2 separate regions of the Homo sapiens genome follow, and region 2 is linked to region 1. Evidence: chromatin loops called from intact Hi-C (ENCODE). Cell type or tissue: gastrocnemius medialis. All regions are shown on one strand. Links, peaks and the distances in the headings refer to the core of each region. The heading gives the core; the rest is flanking DNA. Region 1 has its middle 30 kb from the start of GIHCG. Region 2 overlaps AVIL (advillin).

Evidence for each region. A loop is a pair of places that touch in the nucleus more often than their neighbours do. Peaks named below come from ENCODE experiments on the same cell type or tissue, not always from the same donor. Only the 100,000 strongest peaks of a DNase experiment are listed, where the experiment ranks them.
Region 2: a loop joins it to region 1, with 7 times the contacts of the local background. A loop is called at or near these places in 64 of 110 quality-filtered maps.

The regions. Positions count from the first base shown.
Region 1 is chr12:57,900,442-57,911,453 of GRCh38, forward strand. No RefSeq gene overlaps it. Among named protein-coding and RNA genes, the nearest start is that of GIHCG, 30 kb to the right of the region's middle. RefSeq lists an enhancer at 4,925-5,219. In gastrocnemius medialis, for the core only: a CTCF peak has its summit at 5,092 (motif pointing left); a DNase peak (open chromatin) is centred at 5,070; H3K4me3 peaks cover 382 bases; H3K27ac peaks cover 392 bases.
Region 2 is chr12:57,796,762-57,807,773 of GRCh38, forward strand. It overlaps AVIL (advillin), which reads right to left. Exons shown (of 20, transcript NM_006576.4): 12 at 10,829-10,966; 13 at 10,570-10,728; 14 at 9,599-9,778; 15 at 6,763-6,908; 16 at 6,486-6,630; 17 at 5,399-5,587; 18 at 4,383-4,451; 19 at 3,034-3,159; 20 at 619-1,234. The coding sequence ends at 1,121. TSFM (Ts translation elongation factor, mitochondrial) reads left to right here. Exons shown (of 6, transcript NM_005726.6): 6 at 1-826. It also overlaps the pseudogene RNU6-1083P. Among named protein-coding and RNA genes, the nearest start is that of AVIL, 16 kb to the right of the region's middle. In gastrocnemius medialis, for the core only: a CTCF peak has its summit at 6,719; no DNase peak of the experiment used is centred there; H3K27ac peaks cover 390 bases.

The DNA of each region.
Region 1 (11,012 bases), core at 1,790-9,789:
GTGGCAACTGAGTCTCATTATGTTGCGCAGGCTGGTCTTGAACTTCGGGCCTCAAGCAATCCTCCTGCCTCAGCCTCCCGGGTAGCTGGGATTACAGGCATGCGCCACTGTGCCTGGCTGAAACTTGCATCGTCTTTTCCTCAGTATTATATTTCTGAGATTCTTCCATGTTGATACCTTTTTAAAGGAAATTTATTTTCACTGTATAACTTCAAATTGTATGAATATACTATAATTATGTATCCATTTTCTGGTTAATGGACATTAAAGTTGTACAGTGTTTTTTTCCTGTTACAAACAGTGCTTCTATGAACATTCTTGTACACATCATCTCTTGATTGTGTATGTGTGGGGGTTTCTCTAGGACATTTGCTTAGGAGTGGAATTACTGACTGGTTCATAGATTATGAGAATCTTCAATGAGATTGGAAGTATTCTCCAGGCCGGGTGCGGTGGCTCACACCTGTAATCCCAGCACTTTGGGAGGCTGAGGTGGGCAGATCACATGAGGATCAGGAGTTCGAGACAAGCCTGCCCAACATGGTGAAACCCTGTCTCTACTAAAAAAATACAAAAATTGGCTGGGCGCAGTGGTTCACGCCTGTAATCCCAGCACTTTGGGAGGCCGAGGCGGGCAGATCACGAGGTCAGGAGATTGACACCATCCTGGCTAACACGGTGAAACCCCTTCTCTACTAAAAATACAAAAAAATTAGCCGGGCGTGGTGGCGGGTGCCTGTACTCCCAGCTACTCGGGAGGCTGAGGCAGGAGAATGGCAAGAACCCGGGAGGCAGAGCTCGCAGTGAGCCGAGATCATGCCACTGCACTCTGGCCTGGGCGACAGAGCGAGACTCCATCTCAAAAAAAAAAAAAAAAAAAAAAAATGAGCTGGATGTGGCAGTGTGAGCCCGTAATCCCAGCTACCAGCTACTCCAGAGGCTGAAGCAGGAGAATTGCTTGAACCCAGGAGATGGAGGTGCAGTGAGCCGAGACTGCACCACTGCCCTCCAGCCTGGGTGACAGAGTGAGACTCTCTCAAAAAAAGAAAAAAAAAAAAGGAAAAAAAAAAAAAGTCTTTCCAAAGTGGTTATTGTAATTTACACTCTTATCCACAGTCAGTTACTCCACCTCCTCACCATCACTTGCTGTTGTCAAACTTTTAATTTTTGTGGAATTGATTGGTGTGAAATGCTTTCTTGTTGTGGTTTACATTTCTCTGATTACTAGTGAGGTTAGGCATCTTTTCACATATTTTATTTTTTTGCTATACGTATCTCTTCTTATGATAATTACCTTTGCCCATTTTCTTCTTTTGGAGTGCTTGTCCTTTCCATATTGATTATAGAATTCCATTAAATATTATGCTTACTAGTCTGTTATCAGTTAAATGTTTTGCAAATATCTTTCCCATCTGTTGATTCTTTTCACTTTTTTTTTTCTTGAGACGGGGTCTCAGTCTGCTGCCCAGGCTGTAGCACAATGGTGCGATCACAGCTCAGTGCAGCCTCGAACTCTTGGGCTCAGGTGATCCTCCTGCCTTGAGCTGGGAATACAGGCATACACCACCATGCTTGGCTATCTTTTCACTTTTAAAACGAGTGGACTTTTGATGAACAGAAGTTGATGTAATATAGTTGAGTTTTGTATTTAAATTTTTTATATTGTTAATTGCTCAGCTTGTACTTCTGTCAATAGTGTATAAGAGTGCCTGGTTTTCCACACTGCTGCCAACACTGGGCCTGAATGATTTTAATTTTTGTTAATCTGATAGGTGAAAATGGTGTCTCACTGTTTTGATCTGTCTTAATTATGGGTAAGCTTGAGCATATTTTCACAGGCTACTGGCCTTTTACATTTCTTTTTCTGTTTTCTTCATTTTTCTATTGAGTAGTTTGCTTTTTCCTAATTGATTTGTGAAGGCTTTCTGAATAGTAAAGAAATATACCCTGTTTCTGCTGTGTGTGTGGCTACATGCTGCATGTGTATCTCCTCACTGCAAGCCATTGATGATGGAACTAGAAAAACCTGAGCCTCTGTACCACATTTGCCCTCTTTAGCCCTTGAACACTAGCTGTGTTGCACAAGAATGTAAAAAGCTGCAATTGGAGGCTTTGTGGAAGTGGCAGGAGGAGCAATGTAGTTCTGTGTAAGTAGGAGCAATAGGGTAGGGAGTGTGTACACTGTGGAAGCCCATCTTCTATTAAAGGGTAAAACAAACAGAGACGGGAGAGAAAGTTTGAGTTGGAGCAATAGGAATGTGGCCTGCATTCTCATTTCTTAAGTGAAACGTTACTAATGCCCTGGTGAGGAATTCTGAAGTGCCTTGTGTAGCTTGGCTGCCCTTGGCTGGTGGTGAGAGTGGTGGAATGGAATAGTTCTGAGGGTCTGGCCTGTACCAGGCATGCAGCCCTGATGGAGGCTCAAGAAAGCTGACTTGCTCCAGGTCACAGGGCTGTCAGTGGCCAAGCTTGGATTCAACTCTGGGACTAGCTCGCTCTTCAGCCCTGTTGTCTGCAGCATACTAATGGTTCTACCATGATTAGTCTCAATTAGGGGAAGGCTTGGCTTTTATAAGGAGATTTGTCAGGAAAGCCTCATAACAAAAGAGTCAAATTAGAACATATTTTAAATAGATTGCCATCTCAACAGTGAAATTTCATATTTCTATGTTTTAATGTCAATAATTGGCTTAAATAGTCCCTCTTGGAGAACACAGGTAAATTAACAGTAATTATAATTGGGCTCTATTGAAAAAGAGCAATAGACTTAATAGTCCTGTTCATGCCTGAAAGAATGTTCAATGGAGAAACCAGCCAAGATTCCATTTTTCCCTGTCTTGCATTCAGTACAATTTGGATGACATTAAGCTTTCTCTTCACTCATTTACTCATCCAACAACTGCTTACCACATTCACATTCTGTGCCATTTTGTTAAGAGCTGAAAGAGTGGTGAACAGACCTAGGGCCTGCCCTCACAGAGCCTACAGTCTAGTGAGAGGGATAATCAATAAACAAGTAAACAAACAAAAAACAGCTGTTGTAAGTGCTGTGAGGGACATACACACGTGCTGCGACAGAGAATAATATGGGATTGACTTTAGTGGGCAGGTCAGGGAAGGTCACACACATTCTGTGGGTGATTGGGTACTAACATTTATTTTGGAGTTAAAAATACCTCCTACAGGTCTTTTGCTGCAGTGATGCCAGCGGGAGCATCAGGAGCTTGGGCTCAGAGCAGGACGCCTCGGATTGTTTTAAGAAAATGGCAGACGAACTGGGCATGGAGGAAATCGCTAGCTTTCATAAGGCCAAGCTAAGGAAAATGGGGATGCAGAACACCCTGCCAACCAACCCAAGAGACTGCTGAGCAGGAGAAGCGGTGTGAGACTTCCTAAGAGCCTGGAGGATTCCCGACCCCATCATCTTCCAGACTCCAGCTGCCATGTGGAAGAAGCTGATTATAGCAGGGTTTTTTTTTTTTTGCCATGCCATGAGGTGTGTTTTATTTTCAATAATCATACAATAATTTTCTATAATGGAAAATCATACAAATAATTTTCTATAATGAAAATAATACAAATAATTTTCTGTAATGAAAATTAATACAAATAATTTTGTATTAATCATACAAATAATTTTCATTAAAGAACATTATTTGCACGATTACTGAAAATAAAAAACACCTCATGACATGGCCAAAAAAACCCCCAAAAATCTTCCTATAATCAGCTTTGATATAAACAGTTTTCTTTTAACTGAGGAGAAAGCACCAGTATACAAAGAAGAAAAGCAGGGTGTGCACTTTTTTTCTTCTGGGGTCTACAAAATAAAAATAGCCATGAGGCTCCCTGGATAGTTTTTCTTGCTGATTGCAAACACCAGATACCCCGAGTGCAGTCTTTTCATGCAATCTGGATGTGCATCCTGGTTTTTCACGGAAATTTCTTCCTTGGGGTAAAAGATGACCACCCATATTTAATGGGAGGGCCCAAAAGCATTTAAGGGGAATATAAATTCCAGAGGTCTATCCAGAACTAACATGAAAAGCTCCTCTCTTGAATTTGCTGCCCATCAAGGCAAAGCATCTTCCTTGAAGCAGGTTTGAAGGATTTGCTTCCTCATCTCGCCTCCTCTTTTCGCACCTGCCAGTCCACAAGGGCTTGGGTGACAGCACCTGGCCTACACACTTTTCTAGGCACAGCAAAACTGTCCCCTACACGGATTTTCTTTAGTTCACAAACACATCTCCTCTCATTTTGGTTGTTTGAGCCACGGTGAGAATGCTGGGCTTTCAGGAATATAATTTGATGATGAAGGGATTCACCCTCTCTGCCCAGGACTTTTTTTTTTTTTTTTTTTTTTAAGATGAAGTCTTGCTTTGTCGCCCAGGCTGGAGTGCAGTGGCACCATCTTGGCTCACTGCAAACTCCGCCTCCCCGGTTCAAGCGATTCTCCTGCCTCAGCCTCCTGAGTAGCTGGGATTACAGGCGCCCACCACCACGCCCAGCTAATTTGTTTTGTATTTTTAGTAGAGATGGGGTTTCACCATGTTGACCAGGCTGGTTTGGAACTCCTGACCTCAAGTGATCCACCCGCCTTGGCCTTCCAAAGTGTTGAGATTACAGGCGTGAGCCACCGCGCCCGGCCTGTCCAGGACTTTTTGAAGGGGTTTTGTTTGTTTTGCTTTTAGGTATGTCTATTTGTTATTTTCTTAATAAAAACACCACTAGCGGCCAGGTGCGGTGGCTAACGCCTGCACTCCAGCCTGGGTGACAGAGACCCTGTCACGAAAAAAAAAAAAAATCTAAAGAAAGCCTCTCTTTCTAGCCAATGTTTAAAAGCTCTCAGTGTTGCTCCTCTCTCTTCCTACATTTCCTCTTCCTAAGCAAAGTAACATAAAAACTCTAGACAATTGGCAGGTATTTGTGTGTTCACCTGTGGGAGAGAGTTCACTTTTCAGGGAGCGGGAATAAAGGAAAACGATTGTCGAGTGCACGTGATTTAAATTAAGTCCTGGCCTCCATCAAAGTGGTGTTGGGAACCATCTGGTGGCCAGAAAGGTTTTAACACAGGCCAGGGCTCCCTGCTGTCCTCTCGTGGCAAGAGGTGGTATGACGCCCTAGGTAGGAATCCTTGCCCTGCGTTGTTCAGGATTACAGAAAAGATACAGATCAGGAAGGAAGGCAGTTAAAGTCAACGTTTACTTAATGCCCTAAAGCAGATGGGGCTCCGGGAGGAGCCAGGACAGCACCGACGCTGGCATGGTATCTGCAGTTACTGCCTGCTGCCCACAGGAGATTGACAAAAACCCCAAATATGACAATCCCAATTCATAATTTTGGGTGGAGCGGGGTGGAGTTTTATGACATATTCTCAATTAAAAATATCTTTATCCTGTTTTTGAATCATAGAATTTTAGAGCTGGAAAGGATCTTAGAAATGAGTCAATAAAATTTTATTGAGTTTTTACTATGTGCCTCTGTACTACGTGCTGTTAGGGACTTAAGGATGAATTAGATATGAATAAGCCCTGTCCTCAAAGAGTTAAAGGTGTAGCAGAAAAGTCATACAATAAAGCGAGTAAATGCCATGTAATGTGGTAGGTGCAATAACATTGGGAGAGCATGCGATACTGTGAGGACAGATGTCAGAATGGCCCCCTCTACCTGAGGTAAGTGAAGGCTTAAAAGAGAGGAGCTAGCACCTGACTTGTGTCTCAGAGAATGAGGAGTTTTCCAGGTAGGTGGGTAAGGGTGGGGATCAGAGAGGGAGGCCCAGGCAGTTGAGAAGCACACGCAGGCAGGTGGGACATTGCATTCGGCTGTAGCATATGGTATGAGGTAGGTAGCAGATGCTGCATAAATCCTTGCCGAATGAATGCATCTATGAATGATGATGGTGGGAATGGTGAGAGAGGAGGATGAAGAGGTTATGGGGGGTGGGGTGCAGGTCATAACACTAAGGAATTTGAACGTCATGCTAGAAGAGGTGAGGGAGGGTGTGGGTGGAGGGCCTTTGAAGGATTTAAGCAGAGGAGTGACATGATCATATTTATATTTTAAAAACAATTTTGGCAGCAGCGAGAAGGAGGCCGATAACTAATTAGTAGGCTACTGAAATAACCCAGTGAGTGATGATGAAATCCTAAGGCGGAGAAATGGGAACATTGAGGAAAGCATGGATTTGAGTACTGTTGGGAATACAGAATCGGTAGAGGCAATGAAAGAGAGAGAAGGGTCTAGGATGGCTGCCACCCAGAGTTTTGGCATGGGGTCTGCGTGGAGCAGATTTTGACAGGAAGGTAAAGAACATAGTGGTGGTGTTTGTGGCACCTCCAGGTCGATGTCTAGAGGGTATCTGAATACATGGGTCTGGGTTTAGGATCACAAAACTGAATGAAGGAAACCTGGAGAGTGTGTGGAGTGTGTGACCAGTGGGGAAAGTGGAGGATGAACTCTGGTGACCAAAGGATGGGTGGGGAGGGGCAGAAGAGGAGCTAGGAGAGGAGGAGAACCGAAGGGGAAACTGGCCTGGGGAGGTGTCCTTAAAGGGTCAGCCAACACTGGGCGAGAGTCCACCTAACAGGATCAGAAGCCTTGGCCAGATGGAATTGCTCTTGTGTTTTCTGCACCATGTGTTTGCTTATTTATTTGTTCAATGCTTGTCTTCATATTTAGTAAAAGGTTTTTCTTGTAACAGCACCCCTCTCTGCCCCAGGTTTCTGTTCCGTAGATGGAGGCTGGTCACAGTTAGAGTTGGAGTGGGCTCCCTGCCTCCGGGCCTCTCCCTTGCAACCCCTCTCCCACTGTGATCTCACTGGCTTGGCTCACATGTAGTTCTGATCACTTTTCCCCGTCACAATTGTTCATTCTCACTTTCTTAGTCTCCTTCTCTCAGGGCTCCCCACTGCCTGCAGAGTAGCTCTCAAGCCTTGCATTCAGAGCCCCTAAAATCTGATCCCAACTTTTTCTTCCTGCTTGAGCTCGGAATTCCTCCACTCACTTCCCCCAAGCCAGAGCCTCAGGCACACTGGAGCTCACTTCCCCTACCTCTGTGTCATCACCCGAATTCCTTCCATCCTTTAAGGTCAAGATCAAATAGTCCTTCTTTCAACCTTCCCTGATTCTTTTAGCCCAAACCATTTTAAAAAATCACTTTTCTGAACTTCTACAGCACTTAACATATTCTCTATACTTTTGTAGTAATTTAGAATCCATTTTATTTTCTCTAACCCTGTTCAGGTAAAAGGGTCTTGTATTACATTCCTTGTTTTCTCTCAAGAGCCTAATAAAATGTCCAGCACATATACAGGTACTCAATGAATATTAAAAAACAATTGAGTCAGGTGCAGTGGCTCATGCCTGTAATCTCAGCAGTTTGGGAGGCCAAGGTGGGAAGATCCTTGACGCCAGGAGTTTGAGACCAGCCTGGACAATATAGGGAGACCTGGTCTCCACAAAAAATTTAAAAAATTAGCCAGGTATGGTGGCATGTGCCTGTAGTCCCAGCTACTCTGGAGGCTGAGGTGGGAGGATTGCTTGAGCCCAGGAGGTTGACATTGTTGTGAACTATAATTGCTCCACTAGACTCCAGCCTGAGTAACAGAGCAAGAGCCTGTCTCAAAAAGTAAAAAAATCGATTACCGAGAAATCCTTAGGAAATAATTTAAATGGGAGAAGCAGCAATTAATATGTTTTTCTAAACTAGAAATAAAGGGTTGAAGCAGAAACATAATATGAAGAGGCACTGGGAGGAATCGGGAGGTAGGAGGCAGAGTCTGAGGCAGAGCTTGGGTACCTGCAGAACTGCAGAAAAGGACTAAGAGGTAGATTCTGGGGCTACCAAAGGGCAAGACACCCAGGATTGGGTCTGAAGATGGTTAATATGTGGGTCAAACCTAAAGCAACCCTCTGTTAAGGCACGATGATATATAAGTCGTGGCAAGCAAATGTTGAGTACTTAACTATTTATGGAATTTACCTGGTTTGAGTGTAGTCTGTGTTCCCCATCTGCATCCACCATAGTAATTGAAAGCCTTAGGTTATATAAATTTAGCACCTACATGTCAAGCGCGGCGATGGGTACTTCTCATCCATTCTTTCTGAACCTTAATCTTTCAAGATGGGTACTGTTATTATCCAGTTTCTATAGGTGGGAATATGAAGTTCAGTGAGCTTCAATATCTCACCCAGGGCCACAGAGCTAATAAGCGATATAGTGTGTCAACTGACTTCTCACCCTTGTGGCTCCCGCGGCTGAGGTAGGCTGGATGGGGATGGGGCTAGGAATGACGTATGAGTGGGCTGAGGCCTGTGGATGCTGTGGGGAACTGTGATGAGGTGAGGCAGGGCTGATCCAGGCTTCGTGGGGCTGAAGCTTTTACAATTTGGCAGGAGGGTGCTTTAATAAAAAACATGCTAAATTAGGTACAAAAGTACCTATTTAGGTACTTATTTAGGATGAGACAATAAATCACAAACAAATTATTGATGCTTTGGGGAACCAGAATCCTTTTTCCTAATACCCTTTTAGGCAATTTACCAAAATTGCTCATGCAGAAATGCTTTGTGATTGCAGCCTGGCTTCCCCTCTCCACCTAGACCCCTTCACAGCTCCCAGCAACTTTCAACACTCCTAGGGGCCTTGAAAGTGAGGGGCCGTGAAGCTGAAGTTTCATTAGCTTCACTGTGAGTCCACACTTGGAGGTGACTGAGGAATGTGGCAGAGATCAGAAATGGGAGAGAAGGGTTGAGGGGAGGATGTGCATTGCACACACCACCTGATGATGAACAATGAAAGGGCTGGGGAGAGAGGGAGAAAAGAACTGATGTCGGTTTTCAGACCTTATTGAAAAATGGTCCCACATCAAAACAGCCGCATGACAATGTGATGTCCCTCTTTCCACTGTGGCAAGCGCCAGTAGGTGAGCAAATATTGTGCTGAAGAGGCCTGCCTTCCTTGTCTGTGGTGCCAAGGAGGTGTTGGCTTAATGATGGGCACACCTGAAACTTTGAGTTTTAAAAATGAAACGGTCTATCAGCAACAAATTTTTTTCTTTTTATTGCAACCACGCATAGCAGAAATAGTTGCATGTGTGTGCATGTATGTGTGTGTGTGTGTGTGAGAGAGACAGAGAGAGAGAGAAAGATCGTCTATACTGGTGAATATAAGTATTCTCAATATCTTTTTACATTTGACCATTTCTCTAAAAAATTAGGATACTTTGAGGAATTAGCTAGGAAGTCTATAACAATTTCCTTTATAAAGAAGACAGTTAAAGAATGTCTAGGCCAAGAAGCCTGGGCCGTCTCCCTGTAATGCAACCTCCTTCCTTGTTTGTCTGTGAGCTTCATCACAGGCAGCTCCGCAGTGCTCTCCTGGAGACCCGTGTGTGGAGCCAGGGGCTGTGGGTCTGGCACAGAAGGTGAGTATCCTAGGAGGGAAAGGGATGAACGATAGTCCCCAAGATAAAATGAAGTAAGTGGGGTCAATTGCTGCTGCTAAGAAGAAAAAAAGAGGAGGATGGAGGTTAAGTAGAAGTATTTAATTAGTATTGGACACACTTTAATTGCAATTCACGGAAATTTAGTAACAAATTCCTTTTGCAGTTTAATACATTTTGCAAATTTTTTTTTTTTTTGCACTAAGATTATTATGGAAGGGTTACTGCTGAACAGTCACTAGCAATTTAGAGTAAATTGTTCTTTGGATCCCTCCCAGGCCATCACTGAGGAACTTTATTTTTAACTGGGAGGAAAGGTGGAGAGATGGTGGTCACAGCCTGGCCTGAGGGGCAGGAGGAGTGGGTGCGACTGGGGCCCAAGTTCATTGAATCTTTAGGTGAGGGGCTTGGGTGATAGTTCAATAATTAGTAATTAAAAGAAGACTTAGGAAGCTTTTGAGGACAAACATTGCCTCATGATGTTTGCTGAGGGATTCCCATTATGGGGGCTAGTGATCGGCCTCACCCACTCTGTGCTTGGAACAGAGCAAATGGCACAAACATGGGTAGAAAGGTGTGATAGGCAGAATAGTGGCCCCCCAAAGATGTCCAAGCCCTAATCCCTGGAATCTGTGAAAATGTTAAATCACATGGTAAAAGAAATTTTGTGGGCTAGGCATAGTGGCTCACTCCTGTAATCCCAGCACTTTGGGAGGCTGAGGCAGGTGGATCACTTGAGGCCAAGAGTTTGAGATAAGCCTGGCCAACATGGTGAAACCCCGTCTCTATAAAAAATACAAAAATTAGCCCGGCTTGATGGTGCACATCTCTATTCTCAGCTACTCAGGAAGTTGAAGCAGGAGAATCGCTTGAACCTGGGAGGCAGAGGTTGCAGTGAACTGAGATCATACCACTGCACACCAGCCTGGGTGACAGAGGGAGACTCAGTCTCAAAAAAAAAAAAAAAAAAAAAGAGACTTTGCAGAGGGAATTAAGATCATGAACTGAAAATAGGAAGATTATCCTAGATTATCCAGATGGGCGTAATGTGAATCATAAGAGCCTTTAAAAGTGGAGAGAAAGGCAGAAGAATGAGTTAGCGAGGTGAGACAGAAGAAGAGGCAGGAGAGACTCGAAGTGTGGGAAATACTTAAAGTCTGGCTTTGAAGATGGAGGAAGGGGCCAGGGGCCACGAACGTGGCAGCCTCGAGAAGCTAGGGGCAGCCAACGACAGTGAGCAAGGACATGGGACCTCAGTCTTACAACCATGAGGAGGTGAATTCTGCCTGAAACCCGAAGGAGCAGGGAAATGGACTCTCCCTTAGAACCTCAGGAAGGAAAAGCCACCCTGCTGACACCTTAAATTTAGCCTGATGAGACCATGAGACCACGTCAGACTTCTGACCTATAGAACTGTAAGATAACACATTTGTTTCAAGTTGCTAAATTTGTGGTACTTTCTGCAGCAATAGAAAACGAATACAAAAGGTGGAACACGACTTAATTCCTTATATTCATGGTCCTTCACTTTTTGAGGGTCATAGGCCCCTTTGAGAACCTGGCGAAAGC
Region 2 (11,012 bases), core at 2,104-10,103, 100 kb before region 1:
CTTTCAAAAACAACAGGTGGGCCTTATTGACGTGATAGTGTCGTGGAGAACAGGCATCAACAATACTGCTGCTCCCTTCAACATAGATTTATTATGGTATTTCTGAAATTTCTAACTTATATGTTCTGTCTTACACCTTTTATGACATAGAACTCTTTTGTTCTGTTTTTGCTTTGCGACACTGTGAACCGTGCTTCTGCCTCGGAACCTCCCTAGTTATATTACTTGTGCCACATGGATTTCTTTAGGATTATTGATTCAAACCTAGAGTTGTCTGGAAAATGTGGGTTCTCTTCTTTGTGATTGTCTGTAGTATGCTTTGAAGGTGCTCTGCAGTGGTAGACACACTGGTTCTGGCCTCATTTAATGAAATTAATAACACATGCCCCTATTTCTCTTTTGGATGATGTGTGGGTGGGTGGGTACTGAGGTTTCCTGGCCAGCTGTAAGGCAGATTTTGACATTCTTGTGCCAGAAACAGAAATTAGAGTAGTCCAGTTACCCAGAGAGCTCACTTAACATTGCCTCTTTACTTCCCCAGTACTGAAACATTTCTTCAAGTATAACATAAAATTACCGTAACAAGCAGACCCAGAATACTGAAAATAACTCCATTTGTTCATTATAGGTATCTTTATTTGAAAAGTGAAAAATGCTTTGACACATTACAGATCTGGGTATTTGGATTTTGCCTATGGAGTGCATATATGATTTCAATGATTTACAGGCTAAATAGATTTTAGAAATAATCATCTTAAAATTGAAAACAAAGGTAGGTCCTGGTATAATATTAAACATAAAGTTATTAAACATTTTAAGCATTGTTTTTTGGTTCTCTTTCTTTTGATTTCTCCAGATTTATGCAGTTTTAGTGCTTTCTGCTGAGGCTTTAGCTAGAGGGCCACAAAACCCAAAAACTATATGGTTAACATTTTAGGTATATAACAAGCAAGGAATGCAAGGATGAGAAAAAATGGAGAACATGCCGTGATTTGCAGACTCTATTATATCTAAATTAAGTAGCTGAATGTCAGGCAGAAATTGGTGGATAAATTATTTCCTGATATTGGCACTATCTGCTCTTTTCTGTGGCCTTGCAATAGGTATAGGCCTTCTTGCTTTAGAAAAGCCCCTTTTCTTTCTTCATTTGGAGCTGTTTCCAGCCAGGCAGAGCTGCAAATTGCCCTCTTGTGATGCCAAACACAGACACAAAGTCCTGTTCAGAGAGGTAATTCTAAGAGAGAAAACAAAGTTTCTAGTTAGAAGGAAGACATGACATCATTGCCAACAGAAGTTGAGGAAGTTGGAGCAAGAGGGAGTTCTAGGTGGATCCTTGAAGAGGGAAGTAGAATGAATTTCTCAGAAAGGCTGTTAAAGATTTAAATTATTCATTGGAGAGGTGTTCTTCAGGTCAGGGAGTCCCATTTTGGCCTGTGGCAGAAGCTTACTGGATTCACTGCTCTCACAGTGCCAGCAAGCGCCAGTTTCTTGCCAGAAGGCAATAAATGGGTTATGTATTAAGGATGAATTACAGACATCAAATTTTGGCAGAATGAAGAACTAAATTGAGCTATGGTTTTCCTTGTTTTCTGCCCGTAACTACCATTTTTACCCATAAATTTTCAAATGCATGATCGGGTGGATCTTATTGAGCATAAAATTCTTCTACACATTTACTTAATGATTTATTGAATATTTATATACAAGTAAAGATTATTAATATATGGGCTTTGCTTTCAAGAAAATTGTAGTCCAGATACTTGAGTTGACTAGATAAGACATTGTGGGAAATCCAGAGTCCAGAGTCTGTGCCTAAATCAACTTCTTCAAGGGGAAAAGAAATTTATTCTTTTCTTTTCTTTTTTTTTTTTTTGAGACAGATTCTTGCTTTGTGGCCCAGGCTGGAGTACAGTGGCACAATCTCGGCTCACTGCAACCTCTGCCTCCCGGGTTCAAGCAGTTCTCCTCCCTCAGCCTCCCAAGTAGCTGGGACTACAGGCACCCACCACCACGCCTGGCTAATTTTTGTATTTTTAGTACAGACGGGGTTTCACCATATTGGCCAGGCCAGTCTCGAACTCCTGACCTCGTGATCCACCCACCTCACCCTCCCAAAGTGCTGGGATTACAGGTATGAGCCACCGTGCCCGGCCAAGAAATTTATTCTTTTAACTCAAATATGTTAATTCATTCACGCAAAACTTAAGAATACTTGCTATCTGCTAGGCACTGTTGTAGGTGCAGAGAAGCTGAGAATATGATGGTGAGCAAGACAAACAAAGGTCCTTCCTTTTAAGGATATTACTAGAGGGGGAAATAGGCAATGAACAAGTATAAAGGGACTGGAGCAGGTATGGGAAGCAGTATTAGGGTGGTCAGGAAATGCCTCCCTGGGGAGGTGATATTAGAGCTGAGACCTACATGATGAGAAGGTGCTGGTGCTGTGATGATTTGGGAGAAGGATGTTTTTTCAGGCACGAACACTAGCAAGTGTAAAGGCTCAAAGGCTGGAATAAGCATGTTTTAAGGAACAGCAAAGCAGCCGCTGTACTGGCTGAAGGGTGGTGAGTGATGAGGGTATTGGTATATGAAATGAAATCAGAGAGCTAGGCAGGGGCCAGATTGTATAGGCCTTCACATTCTTTTTTTAAATGTAGTGGGAAGCTATTCCAGGTGTTTTAAACAGGGCCGTGCCATATATTTTAAAGATCTCTTTGGCTGTTGTGTGGGGAACGGATTGTAGGAACAGGTGGAAACCAGTTGGATTGTAGTAAGTAGTCCATGATAGCTGGACTAGACTAGTAGCAGAGAAATGGAAGAGGAGTGAACAGAAGCTAGCTGATAGACTGATGTAGGTGGAGAGAAAAGAATCAAGAAAGAACCCTGGTTTTTTTTGGTTTGAGTTCCTAGGTAGCTCAGATGTCCATTGAGCGGCTACAATGTGCCGGAGCTGTCCTAGGCCATTTGCTGAGCTGAGTTTTTTACTCACGGAGAGCTCCACTTCCAACAGACACAGTTCCTTCAGCCACTCACCTCCTTTTTGGCAGGGTTTACATCCTCAGGCAGCTCCTGATTCTGGTTTTTCAACAGAACTGCTATAGGGTAATATTTTGGCTCACTGTCATTAGAATTCAGGGAGAGGGTTGCATTCTTCATGTCCTAGGTAAGATAAGAATGTAGGCACAGGGAAAAGACTCCTCAGTGTCTGTGTGGTTACAGTTCTGAATGTGTATAATATTTAACATTTTGACTTATGCCACTTCACCCTCTGTAATCATCTTTGATAACAATGCTCCCCAAACCTGGCTGCATGTCAGAATCATCTGGGAATAGAAAATATTCAGATTTTGGGGTTGTTCTTGGGAAAGCTGATTCAGTAAGTCCAAGGCAAGTCCTGTATAGCTAGTTTGGCATACATCTTGTGTCTGGATCTCATTTGAATATTGGGATCACATACCTTCTCTTGGTACTTTTATTTAGCCCTGCATTTCCAGCCTTTAAATGACTTTAGGTTGTAGTCCTACTTAAATACAATTTAAAGATACTACATCAACATTAGCTTTGGAATCTGAGTTTGTAGAGCACAAAGGACAGAATTGCCAGATGGTTTGAACACCTGGTGCCATGCACTCCTCCTGAGGTTAAAGAACTGCTGGATTCCTGGCTAGAGGCTCCACTTCTTTTAACCATTAAAATAGGTGTAAATGGCCTAAGTTTCTGTGGACTTCACTGTCAGAAATGAATAAAAATGTCATTTGGGTTAGAAGCTTATTTCTGAAAAATACTGCCAATGACTTTAATCTCTCCTTAAACGGCAGAGTTGAATAATAAAACAAATATTCATTTTTTTGTTGTTGTGTTTTTGAGACGGACTCTCGCTCTGTTGCCCAGGCTGGAGTGCAGTGGTGCCATCTCAGCTCACAGCAACTTCCGCTTCCTGGGTTCAAGCAGTTCTCCTGTCTCAGCCTCCCGAGTAGCTGGGACTACAGGCGCATGCCACCACGGCCGGCTAATTTTCATATTTTTAGTAGAGACGGGGTTTCACCATATTAGTCAGGCTGGTCTCAAACTCCTGACCTTAGGTGATCCACCCGCCTTGGCCTCCCAAAGTGCTGGGATTACAGGCATGAGCCACCGCGCCCGGCCCCATTTTTGTTGTTTTTACACAGCAAGTCTGTTTGAAAATCTGGAAGTCAGGAAAATAAGGAACTTGGCTCTGAGACCTGCTTTTCTATTGATTACAAAAAGTCTTTACATCAAAACAGACAACTATGGTAATACTAAGGACATGAGTTTTGCCTGTGAGCATCTGTAGCATTTGTGTGTTCTCTGGCTCTGGTTGCCCATGTGGCTGGCTTCTCCCAAGAGCGAACCCGACTCACAGCAGTGATTCGCATGATAGCAGCAGCATCTCCCAGCTCTTCTTTTAATTGTTCATATGTTTTTCCTGCCTGAGAAGAAGAGAGAGAAAACACAGGATGAGGTCTTTCTTATAGGGGAGGGACATCTTAGGTCTGGTCTGTGTCTTCAGGAAAAGCAAAAGAGCCAGGGAGTCAGAAGACATTTCAAGGATAAGTAAAAATGAAAATCCCCCCTTTTGGGTCCATGCAGGCTTGAAAGGTGCTTAAACATAACGCACATTCTTTGATGGTAACCCCTCAGTCCTCCCAATAAGATTTAAGAAAGAGCAGTTGAAGGCCAGGCACAGTGGCTCATGCCTGTAATCCCAGCACTTTGGGAGGCTGAGGCGGGTGGATCACCTGAGGTCAGGGGTTCAAGACTAGCCTGACTAACATGGTGAAACCCCATCTCTACTAAAAATAGAAAAATTAGCTGGGCATGGTGGTGCATGCCTATAATCCCAGCTACTTGGGAGGCTGAGGCAGGAGAATTGCTTGAACCCAGGAGGTAGAGGTTGCAGTGAGCCGAGATTGTGCCATTACACTCCAGCCTGGACAACAAGAGCGAAATTCTGTCTCAAAAAAAGAAAAAAAAAAGTTGATTAGGAGTCAGGAAACCTGGCTTTCTGTTGATTAACTGTGACTTTAGACAAATGACTTATCCTCTTAGCTTCCTTATCAATAAAATAGGGAGCAATACTTCTACTGGCTATCAGGATTGTTGTAAAGATCAAAAAGATGATGTGTATGGATATACTTTATAAACTGTTTATACTTCACACTGCTTATTGCTGACACCTGCTGTGAATTGTCCACCTGGACTTACTGCTGTGGCAGGTGAAAAAGAGGAGAAAAGTAAAAGGCAGGGAGTGGGATGGGAGTAGGGAAATGAGGTCCTGGTTTCACTGAGCCGTGAATCAGTACTCCACCTTCCTGCCCACTGAGCTGTTCTGAGCTACCTGGCAGGAAGTTAGAGCTTCCCTACTCTCTTTTCTTACACTCCAAATGTTAGGGTCCCAGGCTAGGAACCAGCCTGTGAAGATGGGAGGCTCAAACCCCTGCTTAATGATCAGGATTGGTGTGTCGGGATCTCGGCCGCTGGGGTGAGTGTGCAGGTACTGCTGTGCTGTGGCAAGGGCACTCTCCTTCTCCGTGGCATTGGCCTCAGCCCCAATCCACAAGAACACCTGTTAAGGTGGAGATTTAATATATGTTACTGTGTTCATACCAAGGACTAAGTACTAGATCATACACATTACCCTATCTTTCCCCTTTCTTTCGTGAGCAATTCACAGCCTCAGAAAACTTTCTCAGCCTAATTTGTTCAGCAGAGAAAGGTTTTCCCAGAATCAGCTTGATGTTTATCATTTTAATTGCTATGTGTATCTTCCAGGTCTGCCTTTCCAAATTGGAGCTGTCTCTGAACTTCAGCTTCCTGAATCCAACTTCTTGCAGAACACCTCCTCTTGACTGCTCTAAGCACCTTAAAAATAACACCTTCAGGATGTAGCTCTTCTTTACTAAACTTGTATCTGAGTCTCCACTTTTGATAGGTGGTATCTATCTAGTCACCTAAGGCAGAAGCCTGAGAGTTTCCTAGAAACCCCCCATATCCAATGAGTCACCAGGGCTGACCAACTTTACCTCCTAAGCATTTGTCAAATCTGTCACCATCCCTCCATCCCTACTCCACTGCCCTTATGTGGGCCCACAGTAGCTCTTACTTGACCATGACAATAGTCTACTGACTGCCTTTGTTCCCCCAAAGGCCCATATCCTCTGCATGTGGAGTCCGTTGCTATTGATCCTAAGACTAAAATGATGATAGGATGATGATAGGATGGCTGGATTTTTCCAAAGCAAGGTGGGAAAATGCCCAGGATGGTGAGTTTCAAACATCATTCTCAAACATCACCCCTGGAAAAAAAACCCGGGCTTTCTTTTGGTCACTGCTGACAAAGGTTTGATTGAGCTGGGGATGGTCCAGGGCTACCCTGGGTTTATTCTAGGGTGGGGATACTACACAAAAACAACCCTTACTGTGGGAGTCTTTCTCATGTTCTGACTTCTGCAGCTGTGTCTTACCTGGTCCCAGGTATCTAGGAGCATCACGTCAGTAGGGTTCAGGTCATCCTGGGTGAAGTCTGTGATCTCAGTGACAACGAATTGGCCGGTCTTATTGGAACATTCAAAGAGACGAGACTGGACATCTAGGATTTCCTGCTGAAGTCTGCAATATAGTCCATTTAAGGGCATCAAGCTGCTTAGAAATGTTTTTAAAACTGAGGTTTTAGCCTTTGTGCAATTCACAAGCCTGGCAGGCAGGGGGAGCCCAGAAGAGGGGGAGGCTGTGTTCCCATACCTTTTATCATTGGCATAGGGAGTTTTCCCTCCCAGTAGGTCCCAGAACTCGGCTGGCTCCTGGCCCTCGGCCACAGTGTTCTCGCTGCCATCACAGAGAAGGCTGGCCAGCTCCTTAGCCATTGCCCGCTCATCCCCACTAGACCCCTGAGAGTGGGGCGAGGAGAGCACAGATGTTAGTTGCACAGGGGCACTTCGATGTGGAAAGAAAAGCATCTGAGACTAATAACTCAGTGTGCCAGGATCAGCTACCAAACCACAGTCCCTCAGCCTGGGAAGACAGACAAGTTTGTTCTAGTGCTGGGGAGTGGGGAGGAAAACAGTGTGGGGCAAAGAACAGGACTAGGCTTTGAAACCCACAGTGGGTGTTGGCAAAAGTCACCTTTGTTTCAGCTTCAGTTTGAATTTAGGCACCTACTTTTGATTTTTATTTTAGAGAAAAAATTTAAATTTATTTTTAAAAGTACATACAATAAAATATACTCTTTTGACATACAATTCTAAGAATTTTCACAAGCAGAATCATGTTACTACCACCACAATAAAGGCACAGAACAGTTTCTTCCTCAGTCCGTCCCAAAATTATCTGGGGTGCGACCCCTTTGGAGTCAAAGCCTCCCTGAATCCTTAACCTCTGGTAACCATGAATCTATTCTCCATCACTATAGTTTTGCCTTTTCCAGAATGCTGTAAGTGGAGTCATACAATATTTAGCCTTTCAGTCTGGCTTCTTTCTCTTAGCAGAATGCATATGAGATCTCTGTTGGGTTTACCAGCGCGCTGCTCATCCCTTTTTATTGCTGAGAAGTATTCCATCATGTGGATGTACTACTGTTTGTTTATCCATTTTCCAGTGGGGTTGTTTCTGATTATGAATAAAGGTGCTATAAACATTTGTGCACAGGTTTTTCTGTGAAGATAGTTTTTTGTTTTACTTGAGTAAATACCCAGGAGTAGGATTGCTGGATCATACGGTAAGTGTATGTTTAACTTTGTAAGAAACTGTCAGCTGGGCGTGGTGGCTCCCTACTGTAATCCCAGCACTTTGGGAGGCTGAGGCAGGTGGATCACCTGAGGTCAGGAGTTCGAGAGCAGCCTGGGCAACATGGCGAAACCTCGTCTCTACTGAAAATACAATTAGCTGGGTGTGGTGGCACACGCCTGTAATCCCAGCTACTTGGGAGGCTGAGGCAGGAGAATCACTTGAACCCAGGAGGCAGAGGTTGCAGTGAGCCAAGATCGCGCCACTGCACTCCAGCCTGGGCGACAGAATGAGACTCTGTCTCAAAAAAAAAAACAAAAAAAAAACTGAAACTGTCGAAATGTTTTCCAGAAGCTGTACCATTTGCAATCCTGCCAACAATGCATGAAAATTCCTGTTGCTCTGCATCCTTGCTCATATTTTATGTTGTCAATTTTTTTAACCATTCTAATAGATGTGTAGTGGTTATCTCATTGATTTTGATTTGCATCTCCCTAGTGACTAATGATGTTAAGCATCTTTTCCTGTTCTTTTTTGTAAAATAATTTTAGTGCATTTTATTTTATTTTGAGAGGGAATCTTGCTCTGTTAGCCAGGCTGGAGTACAGTGGCGCAATCTCGGCTCACTGCAACCTCCACCTGCCAGGTTCAAGCAATTCTCCTGCCTCAGCCTCCGGAGTAGCTGGGACTACAGGCGTGCACCACCATGCCCAGCTAATTTTTTGTATTTTTAGTAGAGGCGGGGTTTCACCATGCTGGCCGGGCTGGTCTCAAACTCCTGACCTCAGGTGATCTGCCTGCCTCAGCCTCCCAAAGTGCTGGGATTACAGGCGTGAGCCACCGCGCCCGGCCTTAGTGCATTTTAATCCACTATTGCAATATGAATTGACATCATATTTTGTGTTTTTGTTCTGTATTAGTGCCTGTCTGTTAGAGTCCACCAAATTCACATGGGAAGATTGACTTATCCAGCCTCCATCTGCATAGAAGTTTATGAGATTTCTGCTAGGTGTAAGCAGGGCTTTCAGTGAGTTTTTTTTTTTTTTGAGATGGAGTTTCACTCTTGTTGCCCAGGCTGGAGTGCCATGGCGCGATCTCGGCTCACCGCAACCTCCGTCTACTGGGTTCAAGCGATTCTCCTGCCTCAGCCTCCCGAGTAGCTGGGACTACAGGCGCATGCTGCCACACCCGGCTAATTTTTTTTGTATTTTTAGTAGAGACGGGGTTTCACTGTGTTAGCCAGGATGGTCTCGTTCTCCTGACCTTGTGATCCTCCTGCCTCGGCCTCCCAAAGTGCTGGGATTACAAGTGTGAGCCACTGTGCCTGGCTTTTTTTTTTTTTTTTTTTTTTGAGACGGAGTCTCACTCTGTCGCCCAGGCTGGAGTACAGTGGTACAATCTCGGCTCACTGCAACCTCCGCCCCCTGGTTCAAGAGATTCTTCTGCCTCAGCCTCCTGAGTAGCTGGGACTATGGGCGTGTGCCACCATGCCCAGCTAATTTTTGTATTTTTAGTAGAGATGGGGTTTCACCATGTTGGCCAGGCTGGTCTCGAACTCCTGACCTCGTGATTTGCCTGCCTCAGCCTCCCAAAGTGCTAGGATTACAGGGATGAGCCACCGTGCCCAGCTTTTTTTTTTTTTTTTTTTTTTTAATATCAAACGCTTCATGAATTTGCATGCCATCCTTGCACAGGGACCATGCTAATCTTCTCTGTATCATTCCAGTTTTAGTATATGTGCTGCCAAAGCAAGCACTCCAGCCTACTCTAGGTCCTTTGACCTTGCTGACAGGAGGAGGGGAGTGCAGGTCTGGGCTCCGAGGGGCTGGTCTGACCCGGGGCCCAGCCATCCTACCTTGCCATACCACAGGTAGTGCTCTGCCTGAGTTCGCAGCAGAAAGACATCATTGGAGTTTAGGGAGGAGGCAAAGGCTGGAACTTCCACTGCTTTGGTGTTAGATTTGTCATTTCCATGAATTTGGAAGAGTCTTACTGGAGGGTCAGGCTCGGCATTTCCCTTCCTGGAAGTCCCACCCTAGAGAGAAGAAAAGCAGAGTCCAGATCTAAGGAGCACCATGTGAGCAGAGTGCTAGAGGAGCTGTTGTGGGAAACGTGAATGTTATAGTATTATGTTTGCCCTTGAGGAGCTTCTAGACTCACTGGAAAGGGTCAGGGTAAGCTGGAGTTATGTCACCGATAACAACAACTTTCATCCTGAGAACTTTATCATATTCCAGGCTCTGTGACTGGTGCTTACCTACATCATTTCATTGATCCTCATTATAACTCTTATGAAGTAGATGTTATTATTCCATAGTACAGATGAGGAAACTGAGACTTGGAAACTTGACTAGTAAATGACAAGGCTAGGACTTGACCCCAGACTTGTGTGATATCAAGCATGTGCCATTACGCATTGCTTGGTAGTGCTTCAGCCAGGGCTTCATGGAAGAAGTGGGACTTGAATTTGAAAGAGCACATCTGAAGCAGGAGGGGTATGGTATGGTACACGTGAGGTCTAATGAAGAGACCCACCTGACTGGAGTGGAGGGTGCAGGTTAGGGAGCTGAGGGTGGTGCACCTGCATAGGTAATATGGGTCAGGTTATGAAAGACCTTGAACATAATTTAGATAGTGGTTCAGACTTGAAGCCCTAGGCAGTTGGGATTCACTTGACTGTCTTAGAGGGATTAACCCCCTTCTTCCTCTGTCTAATCCAAGCCTGACTCCCTACCCCACCCCTCCTCTGCTCTCCAATAGTCCTGTGCTGGTTTGTTAGTTTGGAACGTTCCAGCTCATGGTGTAATTTTATCAGAGCATCCTCACCTCAAAGATAACTAGCTTCCCTTTGAAGATGGCCATGAAGTGGCGTGGCTCCGTTCCCATCCTGACTCGAACCTGCACAGCAGCCCCATCAAACTGCCGATCCACCTCCACTGCCTGGTATGCTGAGGCTGCCAGCTCATCCTGTGAGGCGTGGCGGCCCTGCAATGGTGAGAGGCCATGAAGGACCCATGCTCCCCGCCCCAGCCCAGTGGCCAGAGGACACATCAGGATCCAAAGCTGAAGCCTGTGCCAGGCCTACCTGCCAGATGTACAAGATGTGATGTGGCTTCCCATTTACCTCGTATGTGTAGAGGACCAGATAACAGTCTCCCCCATAAAAGAAGCCATACCATTGATACTCCACAGGGACCAGCTCCAGGTTCTCAATTCTCCAGACCTGGGCATAGAAGGAGACACCGTTTTCCAGAGATGGGGGTGCTGAG